Linked DNA regions of Homo sapiens: region 2 is linked to region 1. The links are chromatin contacts, found by Hi-C or POLR2A ChIA-PET in ENCODE. All regions are on one chromosome and are shown on one strand. Each heading gives the region's core, a stretch centred on a gene start or an enhancer-like site at or near the end of the contact. The rest is flanking DNA. Distances are from core to core; before and after follow the strand shown.

The links. Hi-C counts contacts between places; a loop is a spot of excess contacts on that map. ChIA-PET counts read pairs that join two places held with the same protein, here RNA polymerase II (POLR2A). Pooled maps may share reads with other maps.
Region 2: a loop to region 1 is called in a pooled map, with 9 times the contacts of the local background. The contact joins the promoter of HEATR1 here to the promoter of EGLN1 in region 1. A Hi-C loop is called at or near these places in 1 of 37 single-sample maps with no recorded cell type and 5 of 50 pooled maps. POLR2A ChIA-PET finds 5 or more read pairs at or near these places in 1 of 52 experiments (K562).

What each region holds. Positions count from the first base shown.
Region 1 is chr1:231,420,602-231,424,130 of GRCh38, forward strand. EGLN1 (egl-9 family hypoxia inducible factor 1) reads right to left here and starts at 1,686. Exons shown (of 5, transcript NM_022051.3): 1 at 397-1,686. The coding sequence starts at 1,287. RefSeq lists an enhancer at 242-511 and silencers at 892-2,071, 1,827-2,151.
Region 2 is chr1:236,602,817-236,606,345 of GRCh38, forward strand. HEATR1 (HEAT repeat containing 1) reads right to left here and starts at 1,700. Exons shown (of 45, transcript NM_018072.6): 1 at 1,606-1,700; 2 at 1,138-1,311; 3 at 344-560. The coding sequence starts at 1,279. RefSeq lists an enhancer at 1,641-1,900.

The DNA.
Region 1 (3,529 bases), core at 436-2,935:
CAAGGCAGATGCAGAACCAGGACTTGCTTTGGGTGGTACTCTAACACCCCTTCACTGGGTGGCTAAAACGCCACTAAGGTTTGAATTGTGACCAATAGTGGAATGGAAAAAAGAAAATAGGAAAGTTAAAGCGCCTACGTTGAGTCAAAAAACCATGCAATTAGCCGGAGAAGTTTGTGAACGGGCAGTAAGTGGAAAACAGTGGATACAAAGGGGCTAACTAGATAAACAGCTACTACAAATTCTGTCCGTCTTCCTTACGGGGAGCTACACAAGAAAGAGCGAGTCCCTTCTATATAGAGGAATGCTGCTTCTCAGCCTAGGCAGTTTCAGTCGCAGGCAGGGGCTGCCCGCCGAGAAGGGCCTGTCCAGCACAAACCCGCAGCACACACTTACTTTCGTCCGGCCATTGATTTTGTAGCTGCCCAGCTTCCCGTTACAGTGGCGTATCAGGTCGTCCATGCTGCTCATGAGCAGCCCAATGGTTTCGCAGCCGGGCTCCTTGCCCTCGATCCAGGTGATCTTATCGCCTCGGATGTCCTTGGACGAGTCACTCTTCTGGCTGACCAGCTGCCCGTCCGTGAACTTCCCGGTGTCGTGCAGGGCGCGCACCTCGTCGCCGATCTGCTGTCCGGTCTCCTTGCCGAGGAAGTCGTCCACCACACAGATGCCGTGCTTGTTCATGCACGGCACGATGTACTCGAGCGCCAGCTTCAGCGCCGGCAGGGGCTTCGTCTGCCCGTTGGGCCGCAGGCCGCCGCCGGGGCTCAGCGCATCCCCGGGCGTGTTGCTTGGGGGGTACAGGTTCGCCTTCTCCTGGAACAGCGATGAGCGGGCCGGCGGCTCCTCCTTGCCGGGCTCGGCTTCGGCAGCCACCGCCGAGCCCTGGCCGCCGGCGGCCGCACGACACGGCGACGCGGCCGCCGCTGGGTCGGCCGGGGGCTTGGCCTTTACTTTTCCCTTGGCCGCGTCCCCGGAGGCGTTGTCCCGGCGCGCCGCTGCCTTCCTGGGCTCCCGGGCCCCGGCCCTGGGCGGCGGCACTGCAGCCGGCGGCGCGGGGCCGGAATGCTGGTGTGGGCCCACTCCGTGGCCGAGGGCGCCCTCGCTGCCCTGGCACACGAGCTTGTGCTTCTTCCAGTCCTGACGCTGGTGCTCCTTGCAGCAGTAGAAGGAGCTGCGGCAGCGGCTGCAGCGCAGCAGGTTCTCCATCTTCCCGCACAGCTCGCAGTACTGCCGGTCTCGCTCGCTCGGGCTCGGCCCGCCGGGCCCGCCGCTGTCATTGGCCATGGCGGCGGCGGCGGCGGCGACGGCGACTGCGGCGGCCGAGCAGGAGGGGTAGCGGCCGGACGGCCTCGCCCGAGGCTGGGGAGCGGGGAGAGAGATAGGGGCCGTTACTGCGCCATGCACCCGCTACCCTCGCCTCAGGGAGGCCGGCACCCCACGCCCTCGGCCCGGCCGCTTCCGAGTCCTAAGCTCCGGCGCAGCGCCGGCAGCCGCCTCAGCGCCTCATCGCCGCCGAGGGCTGAGAGAATAGGGCCTGTGCGGCGAATGGCAACCTGGGCTCAGGCGCGCGGGCCTGGGGAGCGCAAGACCGGCCCCCTCGGCCGCCGCCGCCGCCTCAGCGTCCCGGGCGGCCCGGCCCAGGCTGTGGAGGAGCGCAGGGCATACGGGCGCCACTCGCTCTGCGCGCTCTGCACGTACACCACGGCCCCGCGGCGACCCGGGCGGGCGGCGCGCGAGGGCGGAGGGGGCGGAGGGAGGGCCGGGAGGGCCGGGGGGAGGGCCGAGGGGCGGGGGCTGCCTGCGCTCCTCCGCACTCGGCGGGGCCGGGCCTCGGCTTCTGCCTCGGAGGTGGGTCGCCCGCTTTCCCTCCGCCCGGGACCGGACTGGGACGCCGAGAGGCCGGTGCGCTACCTCAGCCCGCAGCGGCCTCCTCGGGGACGCCGAGGCGCAGGCCCGCGAGCGGCGGAAAGGCGTGGGGCAGCGCGGCAGCGCCTACACCTGCTGGAGGAGGGCGCCAGCCGCAAGCGGGTAGCGGAGCGAAGGCGGCGTAATCATGGCTGCTCTTCCTCCAGGCCGGCGCGGGGTGTGCGAGGCTCGCTCCAGTCAAGGTTGCAAGGTGGCTATTGCGATCCTCATTTTGCAGAGGAGGAAACGGAAATTCAGAGAAGTAAAGTAACTTGCCCAAGGTCACGCAAAACTGGGACTGAATCCAGGAATCAGGCTCCCAGATTCCAAGGCTGTTTTTTCCATTACACCATACAGCCTCTATTTCAAGAAGCCCTGAAATGGTTAAGAACAAAATAAGTATTACTATGGTGTTAATCCAATCTCTTGCGCCCCGTTTCGACCTAGTTTAAAGGTAATGAAATTTGAGGGTTTTAAAAAAAATCAAAAACTCATTTTTAAAACCTTTGAAATCCCGCCGAGTTCAAAACCCCATGAAGAAATTTTGGGCTACCAAGTTAAATGTAATCAATGCTCATTCCAATATCCAATTTAAACTGATGGGATTATTCCTGAAAAGTGAATTTTGATGGTAAATGAGCAGTACTACATTAACGACTCTCACATTTATTTTTAATAGAATCTGTGCTGCGCGGATGAATACAATTCTTTGTTTTACAGAGCATAAAAACCTTACCAGAAATAAGCCAAAGATGTTTCTTTCTGCTGCTATTTGTCTTAAGAATTAAAAGGTCTGTGATTTCGAGTTTATCAATCTTTATCGAACACTATGTGGAAAGTGGGGTGCTAGGCTTGTGTATCACTTGAGTATACTGTAACTTCAGTCCTTGAAATATAGCCTTCCAAACTTAAAAAGTTGTAATATGTATTTCAAAAGCAGGATATAAGGAATTATTGTAAACCATATTGTAGAAGTTTAAAAAGAGGCTTGAATCCAAAAATATAAAACCTCTTCATCAAATATACAGAATTTAAAACTGTTATAAAATCCTGCTGCATGCGTAAATGGCATTCTGGGGATCCAATCAAGTGAAAGAGGATGATAATTCCAATTAGCTTGTCCTTTGGGAAACTGAGATAAATATACTCACATCTTCAAATTTCAAACCGAACTAAAAATCCAAGTTTCTGTAAAGAATTTAGACCTAGACCTGTCTTATGTGTATCCTACTTTCCCAGAGCTTTATTAAATACAGTAAAATGTCATTGTTGCAGACATTACTAATTAGGCTGTTCAACAAATGCATTGAGAGTCCTTGACAAACAAATGAATTAGTCATACTACACTCAGAGACACATAGTCCAATGCAGGAGGCAGGTATGTAAACAAGGACAATCCAGAGTTCAGAGTTTCCTAAAAGAGGGATGAATAGGATGGAATGGGAACACAGAAAAAGGAATTGCTAGCTCTGCCATTTGCACTAATAAAATCCAAGCAAATTAATTCAGAAATTCTTAAAATATAAAGGAGCTATCTCATGGCTTACGAAAATAAGCATTTAAAACATTTTTCATACACATAAATTATGTAAAATGTAATTTAAATACAAGTAGAGTCTAA
Region 2 (3,529 bases), core at 450-2,949, 5.2 Mb after region 1:
GGGAGGCTGAGGTGGGAGAATCACTTGAACCTGGGAGGCAGAGGTTGCAGTGAGCCAAGATTTCAATATTGCACTCCAGCCTGAGTGCCCAGCAAGACTCTATCTCAAAAAAAAACTAATGAGGTTAGACCATTTACTCAAAATCACCAGTAGTTCTACTTTTCACTATCAACAAAAAAGAATTTAAAGGCAGAAGAGCATGCTTATCTCACACAATGGACATTGTATCAATCTCTTAATATACCTAATTTTTCAGCTTTAATTTGATAAGTTCTCAACTACTTAATTTTTTACAAGACCAAAGTGATTAACCCATAGTTATTTCTGTAATTCTATTAGCTACCTGTGAATCAACCACTCCAGACACTTCTGTGCTGGCTTAAGCAGGAAGTAAGGCGACAAGTGAATAAGGAATAATGAAATGTTTTCATCCAACTGTTTGTTTACTGCTTTGGTCTGAACACTTCGCTCCAAGGTTTTTGCTAGCTGACTGAACAACGGTGCTTCAAACTGCTCAAAGGAAGGATCAATTCCAAGCAACTCTTCCAGGCCAGTACATCCTAAATTTCAAAAAAGGCCAGTTTATTTAACAATTCTTCGTAAGCAAATTCATCCCACCCCTCTTTTACAGTTTTACTTACCCCTAAGAAGTTTCTGAATTCTTTAAGTACATATAATTTATAATACAGTCCCAAACACTGATTTCTAGTTTTCAACTTTTAGAGTAAATCCTATCTCATCTACTAGAACAGAAAGTACTTCGTGGCAGGGAACACTTTTTTTTTTTTTTTTTTGGATATCCCCTACAATAACTAGGCCAGTCCTCTGAGAGGACTTCTCCGTCACCCCAGTCACTGCCTCCATCCCCCTTTTAGCTGTTCTTCTCTTTGACATATTAGTTGACCTCTCTAATTTTGTTTCTTCATCTGTGAAATCCAGATACCTCTACTCATAAACATTTCAAGCACCAAGCACCTGACTGTTATGTTCTCTTTCCCTTAAAAATATACATCAACATGCTAGAAACTGCTAAGGAAGAGGACGGGACAGAAGAGAAAACAAGGGGAAAAAAAAAAAACAGTAACATCCAGAAAACAAACGCTTCCAAGAGCTTTTCTAAGTTAAAAGATGGCTCACCAATGGCGAAGGCGGTGTCCCTGTCGATTGTGGCCGCTTCCTTAGGGTCAAATAACAAAGAAGCAACTTCATCTCTAGATAAGAGGCTGGCATCACTTTGAGGGAGGGCGAGTCGTTGCAGCTGCTGGGCTAAGGACGTCATCTTTCACGCCAGCGGAGTTTTAATGACACGGGCTAAAAAAACGTAAGCACTTTGATAAGTTTCTACGAAATTATAAGGCGCCTCGTAAACAAACAATTCTCTTCTGCACTCAGCACCGTCATGGACACACAACGCGGGTGTCCTGAGATTTGTGGACCCCGGAGATGCAAAGACGATGGCAGCAGCGTTAACAACTAATTACAGTAGCGGCGACCGCGCCAAGGCTTTCCTTCAACCCTGATTCCGCAGATATCCGGAAAACTCTTACCCTCCCTCGATATGCCGCCCCCATCCGCAGCCACATCAAGCGGCTCTGTGCCGCTTACCTGGAACTGGGAATTTGGGTATATCTTGGAAGGCAACAACTCTTCACAGCGCTTCCCACATGGTACCAAGGAGCCCAACCCTCACCCGGAAACCTAAGGCATGCTGTAGAGCAACTTCCTGCTGCAGGCGCTACGGCAAGTGAAGAGGTTCAAGCTTGCCGGGAATGCGACGAGACAGCTCCGCCTCCCGAGACGAAAGCCCGCCCCTCAGCCCGCCGGACTCAGGCTCAAGTCTGAGCTTCGCCTCTGTAGCTCCGGTTTAGCGGTCTGCTCTGCGGCTTGTGTCTGAAGCTTTCGGTCTCTGGATGGGCCTTCTGTGGGCTTTAAGGATCCGTAGCCAGAATCATTCATTCAGTAGTGATCCAGCCTTTACTAGGTGCCAGCAGCACCGCGTAGTGTTGAAAGCTATGGGTTGTGAAGTCACGTGGTTTGGGTTCAAATCCTGGCGCTGGCGCCTGTCGGCCGGGTTAACGCCACCAAATTATTTCATCTCTCCGAGCTTGTTACTCACTCTACAAAGTGGGAAGAGGCCGAGATTGTCGTGAAAGGAGCTTCTGCTCCTAGTGCAAACCGATCTATAAATGCTGGACTCCACCGCCCCAGAGCTTGGGGGAGATCTTGTCACTCCTCTATGTTTCCATTCCCGAGGGGTAAATGGCATATATTTTTTTCTTTCAAAACGAATCATAGTCAGGCGCGGCCTGTAATCCGAGCACTTTGGGAAGCTCAGGCGAGCTGATCACCTGAGGTCAGGAGTTCGGGACCAGCCTGGCCAACATAGCGAAACCCCGTCTCTACTAAAAATAAAAGAATTAGCCGGACGTGGTGGCGGGCGCCTGTAATCCCAGCTACTAGGAAAGCTGAGACAGAAGAATCGCTGGAACCCGGGAGTCGGAGGTTGCAGTGGGCCAAGATTGCACCACTGCACTCCACAGAGCGAGACTGTCTCAATAAATAAATTAATCGAATCCTGTTGAGGTATAATTTACAAACAATGGTTACACCCACGTCAGTGGAAGAGTTTGATGACTTTTAGCAAATGCATGTATAGGTGTAATGACCTCCCCAGTCAAAATGACAGTTTCCATCGCCCCTAAAAATTGTCTCTTGCCTGTTTGCGAAGATTCCCGCAACCACTGGTCTTGGCCTCACTACAGATAGTGTTGCGGAAGAGTATCCTTATGTATGAATATAGCTAATCTGTTTCCAAAACACCGGTATGCGCTAGAACTAGGATGAACTGACGTCTTCCAGACGAAGGAGTGAGATCTGATGCTCTGTCTTTTCTGGATGCATTAATTTCTCTGAAGAGCTCTGCGGGGCCAGGGGGTCAAGTCTTTCTGTAACCGTCTTCCCTGGAGAATGTCAGAAACACAGCTACAAATTTGGAGGCCCTGGTTGTCTATACCTCATGCAGATTCTCTCCCATTTACAAACAGAATCTTTTGTTGTTGGTTTGCTTTAAAAGCATTTAAAACAACCAAATATTTTCTTCAGTTATTAGTATTTCTACTGACTGTTAATAATCTTCTTTTCATGTGGTGTTGAGTGCCTTGCAGAGAATAACATGAAAATTCTAGTAGTACCTATTTCATTCTTACAAACATATCTCTCAAAGGAATTTTTTTTTTCTTTCTAACATGTCACAGGAGTTTTACCTTTACAGAAGCAATCAGCTTTCGGTACTTTAAAAGAAATGAACACCAGGTCTGTTTCATTGATAAGATAATTTGCTTTTTTTGCTTAAAAAATACCCTATATATTTTTTAAAAGCTTTATTTAAGTGAAACTTGAAAAAGTGCTACAAAGATTTGACTCAGTCCTTCCTATGTCAGCTGTGATGGTGTATAGTGCCATGCCGAATTTTACTTTGGAAAGTAAAAAGGAAAACAAGTCAGATGTTCATAAATGTAATTTTTTTTTA